Linked DNA regions of Homo sapiens: region 2 is linked to region 1. A link is a contact called in ENCODE Hi-C or POLR2A ChIA-PET data. All regions are on one chromosome and are shown on one strand. The core of a region is the stretch at or near the end of the contact, and the rest is flanking DNA. Distances in the headings are between cores, read along the strand shown.

Region 1 (4,144 bases), core at 629-3,128:
GTCCCTTATTTTTTTGTAATTAGAGAAATATTTGGTGACCATAACTTCTCTCGCTTGGATGAGGTTATCCCCCTTCCCTTCTTCCTCCCTACCCGGCCCCTCCAAACTGTACAGCTTTTCCCAAAATTCTGTCTGTGGGAAATTCCAGCCTCTGGCCCCTGCAGCTTGCTTTCACTGCCTGTGGTTTATCTTGATCCAAATTGTAGCGTTTCATTCCAAACCCTCCCAGTGCAAAGTAGACTATATTTCAAGTCAAGGTTGCAGCCCAGCGACCCTTAAGGTTGGGTGGTGAATGGAACGTGTGAATCCTAGCTCTGTCACTGCCTAGCTGAAAAAAATCCCTCCACCGCCTGTTAATTGAGTTTTCTCATTCGTAAAGTGGAAAGAATAGTATTTACGCCAAAGGGTAAATTAGCACCCCTAAGGACTGAGTGAGCTTACATCTGCAAAGTTCCTATGCGTAGTAGCCATTCAACAAATATTAGCACCCATCCCTCTCTCCTCAAAGCTCAAGAAAGGACCATATTCTCAGGTTCCCCATCCCCACATATATTTAGCCCTAGGAGCAGATATCAATTACTTTTTTTATCTGTCCAGAAACCAAACATCCTCTCTTCCTGTAAAGGCTTATAGCAGAAGTGGTTGGCACCACCCAATGTCCTTCTGCTTCTATGTCTCTCCCATCATCCCTTATAATTATGTTAGCCTTGTAATGAGTTATGGGAATATGAGCAAAAGTAAAGCATATCATTCATCCCCTCCCCTGCTCTATCCAAGCCAGGGCATTTAAGATGCACTGGAGGTAACTCCCCTCCTTCTTTTCTGCTTGAAGGCAGAGGACTCTGAAATGGAGCCCCAGGTTGGAAGAGCCTGGATCCCTGAGTCACTGCATGGAAGGGAGTACACTCACTAGGAACACCTGCATTAGACTCTGACACAGAAAATGAACTTGTATCAGCTGAAGCCCCTGAAATGTTTGGAGGAATTTGCATGTGGATGGAGTAGGAGGGAACATTTACACCTACTGTGAAAGCTGAAGTGGGTAAAATCCTTCCTTTCCTGACTGATATGGTTTGGATCTGTGTCCCTGCCCAAATCTCACACTGATACGGTTTGGATCTGTGTCCCTGCCCAAATCTCACGTTGAATTGTAATCCCCAGTGTTGGAGGTGGGGCCTGGTGGGAGGTGATTGGATCGTGGGGGTGGCTTATCTTGAATAGTTTAGCACCATCTCCTCCGAGCAGTTTTCATGATAGAGTTCTCATGAGATCTGGTTGTTTAAAAGTATGTGGCATGGACCCCCTTCCTTCTGCTCCCACTTTGCCGTCCTCCATGAGTAAAAGCTCCCTGAGGCCTTCCCAGAAGCAGGTGCTGCCAGGCTCCCTGTAGAGCCTGCAGAGCTGTGAGCCAATTAAACCTCTCTTCTTTGTAAATTACCCTGTCTCAGGTATTTCTTTACAGCAGTGTGAGAACAGACCAATACACCAGCCTTGGCACAGCTGGGAGCAAGCCTGTGACTCAGGCTCTATGCAGATGGCCCTCTCCCCTGGCACTTTGAATCTCCAGCAGCAATGAACAGTCTGTACCTGCATCCTGGCCTCAGCTGTGATTCCTGCTGTCCAGCCTTCTGAAGTGCCCTTGGTTGGTTCCATTTTCCAAGATAGACCCTCTAGCTCCACAATGATGCTGTGAACCCCTGACGTCCTTTCAAAAATTCCCTTTTTGCCTAAGAAAGTCAGAGTGCTTGCAATCGAGAGCCCTGACTAATACACTTGATATCAGTGGAGAAAGAATGTTTACACATACTTCGTACATCCTCGGCCAAGCTGGCCACCCCGATCTCCCCTCCACTAGCTCTGATGCAATGGCTGAAGTGGCCACACCCTTGGCAAGATCTCCATGAACATGTCTTGTGAATTTACGACAATCCAACCAACCAGTCCTGGTCATTCGTTGGCCATAAAATGCACATTGGCAGAGAAGGATCCATGAAGCCAGTGCTGAATTCCAAGAGCAAGCTCAGATTTCTGAGCGTAAGTGATAAAACTTGATTCTGGGAGGAGAAAGGTCAGGATAATGCCTCCTCTGTCTGAGCACATGGACCTCCACTCTGAAGAGAGAAGAACAGGAGAGATGGCCAGAGTGAATGCTCAGGGGACAGAGTTTTGTTCCCTCCATTCAGCCCTGCTGTGGTCTCACCAATGCCTGGGCTCACCAGGCAGTTCACACAACTTCTGGATCTGTTAACTTTCCTCCTACGGTGGCGTCCCTAGATCGGAATGAAAATCTAATGCTGTGGCCGCTGCTGCAGCAAACAAACCCAAACACCGAATGGCTCACACGTGATGGATGTTTCTGTCTCATTCTCACAAGTCCAAAGGGTGCTTCCATGTAGCCAGCAACTGTGTCCTTCACGTGGTGACTCAGGGACCATGGTCCCTTCCATCCGTGGCTCTGTTTGTAATGTGTGGCCATTGAAGCTGCCTTGTTAGTCACCTCAAGCCAGTAGCAGAGAAAGGGAATGGCTGGCCGTGTGGCGGAAATATTTGCGGGTCACGACTGCAAGTGTCACGTACGGCTTCTATTCACATCCCATCGGCCACATCTAACTGTGAGGTGAGGCCAGGACATTCAACCACATGCCCAGAGAGTGAGGTCGTTTGCCCAGGAAGAGGAAATGTGTGGCAAGTGCTGACACTCGGCCACGCAAAGACTCAACTTGGAGGCTGAAAGTGCAGAAAACACCACAAGCAGCCATATTCCAACCCAAATGATCAGGGCAGGTGTGTATTGAAAGAAGGCAGTTCTCTAAATAGGTTTGTGTTTCTGATGACTGCCTGGTCTGCCCCTGGGAACTAAAGTCCAGGACAAGATGATAAAAGTGTGACCCCAATTAACTGCTCCAATTTCAACATGGGAGAATATGATTCCAACATGGAGAAATATGACTTCAACATGGGGGAATATGATTTCAACATGGAGAAATATGACTTCAACATGGAGGAATATGATTTCAACATAGGGAAATATGACTTCAACATGGGGGAATATGATTTCAACATGGGGAAATATGATTTCAACATGGGGAAATATGATTTCAACATGGGGAAATATGATTTAAACATAGGGAAATATGATTTCAACATGAGGGAATGTGATTTCAATGTGAGGAAATATGATTTAAACATGGGGAAGTATGATTTCATCATGGAATATGATTTCAGCATGAGGGAATATGATTTAAACATGGGGAAATATGATTTCAACATGAGGGAATATGATTTAAACATGGGGAAATATGACTTCAACCTGGGGGAATATGATTTCAACATGGGGAAATATGATTTCAACATGGAGAAATATGATTTAAACATAGGGAAATATGATTTCAACATGAGGGAATGTGATTTCAACGTGAGGAAATATGATTTAAACATGGGGAAGTATGATTTCATCATGGAATATGATTTCAGCATAAGGGAATATGATTTAAATATGGGGAAATATGATTTCAACATGGGGAAGTAGATTTCAACATGAGGGAATATGATTTCAACATGGAGAAATATAACTTCAACATGAGGAAATATTTAAACATGGGGAAATATGATTTAAACATGGGGGAATATGATTTCAACATGGGGGAATATGATTTCAACATGAGGGAATATGATTTCAAATAGAGAAATATGATTTTGACATGGAGGAACATGAGTTTTAGGTGCTAAGTATGAGCAACAGAGACGTTAGACCGGCAGACCCTTTGGAAATGGGCTGGCCCTCGATGCTCTGAGGTCATGGGGAAATCTTAGCCTCAACCAAAACAAACAAAAGAAAATAAAAGAAAACCACTCTTCTCGTGCCCTGGTTCAAACAGTTCCCTTTACAATTCTAAGCTGATGGCAGCATTGAGTAGCCGCACCTGACAGCTACTTTCTCCCCTTCTTCAAGGCCTGTTTGCCACCAGCTCCCTTCTCTGAGTGCAGAAAGCCTGTGAGGCTCACAGAGGCGAGGGCCGCCAGCCCGATGCCTGCAAGGTGGGGTGAAACCATAGGCACTCCATAAACTTGGCCACCTGGCCCCCAAACCACCTGCCACCCCTGGAGTCGACGGCTCCTCCTGCACCACCTCATAGCTAATGAA
Region 2 (4,144 bases), core at 857-3,356, 87 kb before region 1:
ACTCAGAAATTTAACGAGGACCCTACAAGATGCTCTAATGCACAGTCCAGAGTCAACTGCACACACCCCCCACCATCACACACGTCCTCCAGAACTCCACTTCTCTCAACCCAGGAATGTGCATTAGCTCAGGCACGAACCTCTTTAGTCTCCCCCAATCCGGAACTGCCCAACTTCTTCTCCCTTGCAATCGAAACCACAGCAGCACACAACATCGCTTAGTTCAGGTGTGTCTGACTGCTTCCTCGTGAGGGGCGTGAGGCCATGCATCTGACAGGAGTATGCCACAGGAGGCATGGACGTCTCCCATGACGTGACAGCAAGAGACACGGGCCCACAACGTGTCCCACGTTGATAATGTTGAGTGTGGCCACCTGGCTGCAGGCGTGCGGCAGACATCCCCATCACCAGGCACCCTCCGACCTGGTACAGCTAGGACTCTGCAGGTCGGTGAGGTCCCCCGCCCCGCAACCCTGCTCCCGCTGGTGTGCACATCCACTGATAGCTTCTGCCTGGGTCAGTTACTGCACTGAGGGCTGCAGAACCGTGACCTACTGGTTCCATCGGTGCTCCGTGTCACTCTATAGTGACTAAGGACACACGCTGAGCCGGGTCCACCTCCCCACTCATCTTTCTCGAGCACCCGTGAGTCCCTCACAGCCTGGGGAGAGGCCCTTCCCTCTGTGGGCTGTGGCTTCCATCTTCACAGGAGGACTGGGAGCAGGCCAGTCTCAGCCCCGTCCACCTGGAGGAACCGGCTGTCCCGGTGCTGGCTGAGCCTAGCACGAGCACCCGTAAAAGCTGAACAGTCTCCATCATTGCGGGGCCAGGCAGCGAGTGAGACTCAAAGGATCCTAGGGGTACAAGCAGCCGGGCAAGAAGCAGCTAAGCCCCCACCGGGCCGTGGGTGGTCAGATATCATCCCCTCCGTCATCACAGGAGCCCTGGAATGGTCTGCCTGGGGCTGGCTGTGGAGACAAAAGTTCCTTCCGGCCCAGGCCCCACCCTTTGTGCACTGAGACTCACGTACTGACTTAGACCCTCACCCTCATCCCTGGAGAAGAAATTAAAGGACACTACGGCACCAAAGCATCCTTTCATCCTCACAACACACTGCGGATGTATGAGGATGACAGCACACAATACAAAGACAAAGACGGAGGGAAGTCCCCTGCAGGCTGGCAGGAACCCGGCATATGTGCGCACATAAACGTGCTGCCCGCACGGCAGCTGCACTAACCTGCTTCTCATCGTGCCCAGGATTTGATAATTACCTCAAAGGCAAAATGGCACAAATGCCCAATCAGCTTACAAAATCACAAAAGCAGGCACTTGTATGTCATGTTTAAGAAAACCAAGCCCTACTTACACCATTAACTCATTCAGTCCTCCTGGCAATCCTCAGAAATCAGTGCTATTATTACTCCTGTTTTAAGAGGAGAACACAGGCCTCCAGGCTCAAGTCACTTGCCCAGGGTCACACAGATAAGGAGGGCACCTGTGAACCAAACTCTTTGTCCCCTCCACTTCCGTCCACCTCTTCTGCTACAGGTACAAGGTACACAGGTACAATGTAACAAGTACAGAGACTTTACTGGATGAGCTGTTTGCATGATTTTTTTCCAGGTGAATTTTGATGACAAGGCATCTTTGCACTAAGTGCTGAAGAGAGCTTCACCTGAGCTGAAGATCCAACTTCACTGCAAATGAAAAACATGTTCCATCGCTGCACAGCCAGTTCTGCTTTGGCTTCAGCACGTAAATGTGCTGCTCATGGAACATGTTGTGGGGCTGGTGTCAATGCTGACGAACCAGGGATGACTTGGCTGTCCAATTTCCAGGCCCTCGGTTTGCAGGGGGACGTCAGAGTTAGCTGCATTGTTCTGGGACACAGTGGCCTGCATCCTGGGGCTCCAGTGTCCTGTCTGCAGACACCTGGGTCCGTGAGGACAGCAGAGGGAGAGTGAAGGCTGAGGCCCTGGGGACAGGCGAGACAGACTGTCTTCCATCTGCAAGGCTGTGGGCTCCCCAGAGCAGGCCCCGCCGGCCTCTCCTCTGCCCATCCCTGCCAGCGCTGATCTAATAGAGGGTCTGGCAAAGATCTGCAAACTGCAGCTCTTGGGCTGGCCGCCTGGTTTTGTAAATAAAGCTGTATTGGAAGGCAGCCACTCCCCCATTTCCCCACGTAGTGTCTCTGGCTGCCTTCACCCTGTGAGGGCAGAGTTCTGGAAAGCCAAGCCGATTTACAAGCTGGCCCTTCATGAAAGAGCTGGCTGACACCTGGCTGGAGTCAGATTCTGGTGGTCACAGTGAATTGCCCCTGAAATGTGTGCACCCTGCATCTGGAAGCAATCCTCCCGCCTTTGTGACGTTGTGGGCCGTGGCACGGATGCCGCTTTCCCACGCAGGTTCTCACTGTGGCCGCACAAGACACAGCGACACCTCACAAATGCACGTCTCATATATTTCACAGCAAGGCCAGCTTCCTGGTGGAAACTTCAGCAGGAGGGGCCAAGGAAGGGTCACCTTTTCATTCACTATCTTGGAAAGATCTCCCCAAATAACTGAGATGGCATCTTTTTGAGGAAAATAGATTGCATTTTTCTTTGACCATTTTCCTGAAGAATTTTGGAAATCACACATAAAGAGTGGCAGGCCCCCCACTTTCTTTCATTAGGAGGAAATCGGTAAGCATGCAGGCTTTCCCCAAGAAATCTGACGCAGAAGACGGTGTTTCCTCCAGATCACAAAATTTAGGACTACATTCCTCAGGAAAGAGGCATCCCCTCCCCTCCCTCCTCATTTCCCTCATCCTCCCCAGCCTCGCCGCCCCCCTCATGGTCCCCACCCTCCTTGCTCTCCTTCTGGGTTCTCAGGACCCAAACCCACATGAGGCGATGCTGCAGGAGCCAGCTCTGCTCCTATGGAGGGGCCTGTCTGGAGGACAGCAGAGGCAGGGGGCAGACAGAGCAGGTCTAGACGGCGTCCTCGGGGTCCCCGGGTCCAGCCATGACTGAGGCCCACCTGCTCCTCCCTTTTCAGTCCCCTGAGCCCTCAGTTTCCTGGCCTTCCACTTAAGCTGATGTGAAATGGCTTTGCCCATCTGTGTGTTTGCCCATGACTGACACAGACAGGTCTGTTGTCTTCCATTACACAGCAGTGGAAACTGAGGCTCAGAGAGGTTAAGTCCCTTGCCCAAGGTCACACAGTTCTGTCCAGGCGGGTGGGTAGGGTCTTCTGGCCCGTGCTCCTGACCTCCACTCCACCAGCCTGGCCCCAGCCTTGCAGTTCCCAAGTGGCCTTCAAAACGCTTCACGTTTCCTTGCCCGAGCAGTGAAGCGCCCGGTACTCGTGTCCAGAGTTCTCAGTGTTGTGCGTGTGGGGCGGGCATCCCTGTGGCCAGCCACCCAGCAAACCCACGCACACCCACGCCCCTGAGCTGAGCACCCCCGAGACTCACTTGGTGTGGGCGGGCCAGATGTTGTTCAGGTAGTAGTGCATGCTGTGGTACAGCAGACCCACGACGGTGCTCCAGGCTGCAGAGAGAGCAGAGGGGCAGGCGCTGTCAGCGCTCCAGGCCACAGGCAGGAAAAACACAAAGCCCCACGCCCCGCCATGCATGGTGCTGCCCCTCACTCCTAAGAACCCTCTGGGGAGAAGGAAGTGAAGGACACTCGGGCAGAATTTGCAAGGACAAAGACTCTGCAGCAACTCAGCAGCGTGACGGTGGATCCCTGCTCCATCCCCTGAGCCAGCTCCAGACATGTGGAGGCTGAAACCCCCCAGGGAGGGCCAGGCTCACCCAGGGCATCACACGGTCTCAGAGCCCCTGCAGGGAGAGCCAGGCTCACCCAGGGCATCACACAGTCTCAGAGCCCCTGCAGGGAGACAGCTCCTGCAAGTCAACAGGGGGCAGTGCCAGCCTCCAGCCTTGCCCCACGAGTGCATCCCGTCTGCCCTCCACACGCAGAGGATTTAGGGCAACACTGAGTGAGGCAGAATGCAGGTTTTCAAGGGGGCAGCAGCCACTGGGAAGTCTGTATGCCTTCACCTGGTCACACCTCTATTATAACCAGCCATGAAGCAGGGTCACATGTGCTTTTGCTATTTCACTCCATGGCTCGGCCACGGCTCTGCCAGGATT

Evidence for each region. Hi-C counts contacts between places; a loop is a spot of excess contacts on that map. ChIA-PET counts read pairs that join two places held with the same protein, here RNA polymerase II (POLR2A). Pooled maps may share reads with other maps.
Region 2: a map of sigmoid colon shows a loop between it and region 1 (2.6-fold over the local background). The contact joins two enhancer-like sites. A Hi-C loop is called at or near these places in 6 of 168 maps with a recorded cell type or tissue (HepG2, OCI-LY7, Ramos and 3 more), 3 of 37 single-sample maps with no recorded cell type and 9 of 50 pooled maps. POLR2A ChIA-PET finds 5 or more read pairs at or near these places in 1 of 52 experiments (A673).

Annotation. Positions count from the first base shown.
Region 1 is chr12:130,918,618-130,922,761 of GRCh38, reverse strand. No RefSeq gene overlaps it. Among named protein-coding and RNA genes, the nearest start is that of ADGRD1, 33 kb to the left of the region's middle. Within about 2 kb of position 1,878, at least 7 of the 41 ENCODE cell types and tissues checked have a DNase peak (open chromatin) inside an H3K27ac peak, as active enhancers do.
Region 2 is chr12:131,005,364-131,009,507 of GRCh38, reverse strand. ADGRD1 (adhesion G protein-coupled receptor D1) reads right to left here. Exons shown (of 25, transcript NM_198827.5): 12 at 3,461-3,536. Among named protein-coding and RNA genes, the nearest start is that of ADGRD1-AS1, 13 kb to the right of the region's middle. Within about 2 kb of position 2,106, at least 6 of the 41 ENCODE cell types and tissues checked have a DNase peak (open chromatin) inside an H3K27ac peak, as active enhancers do.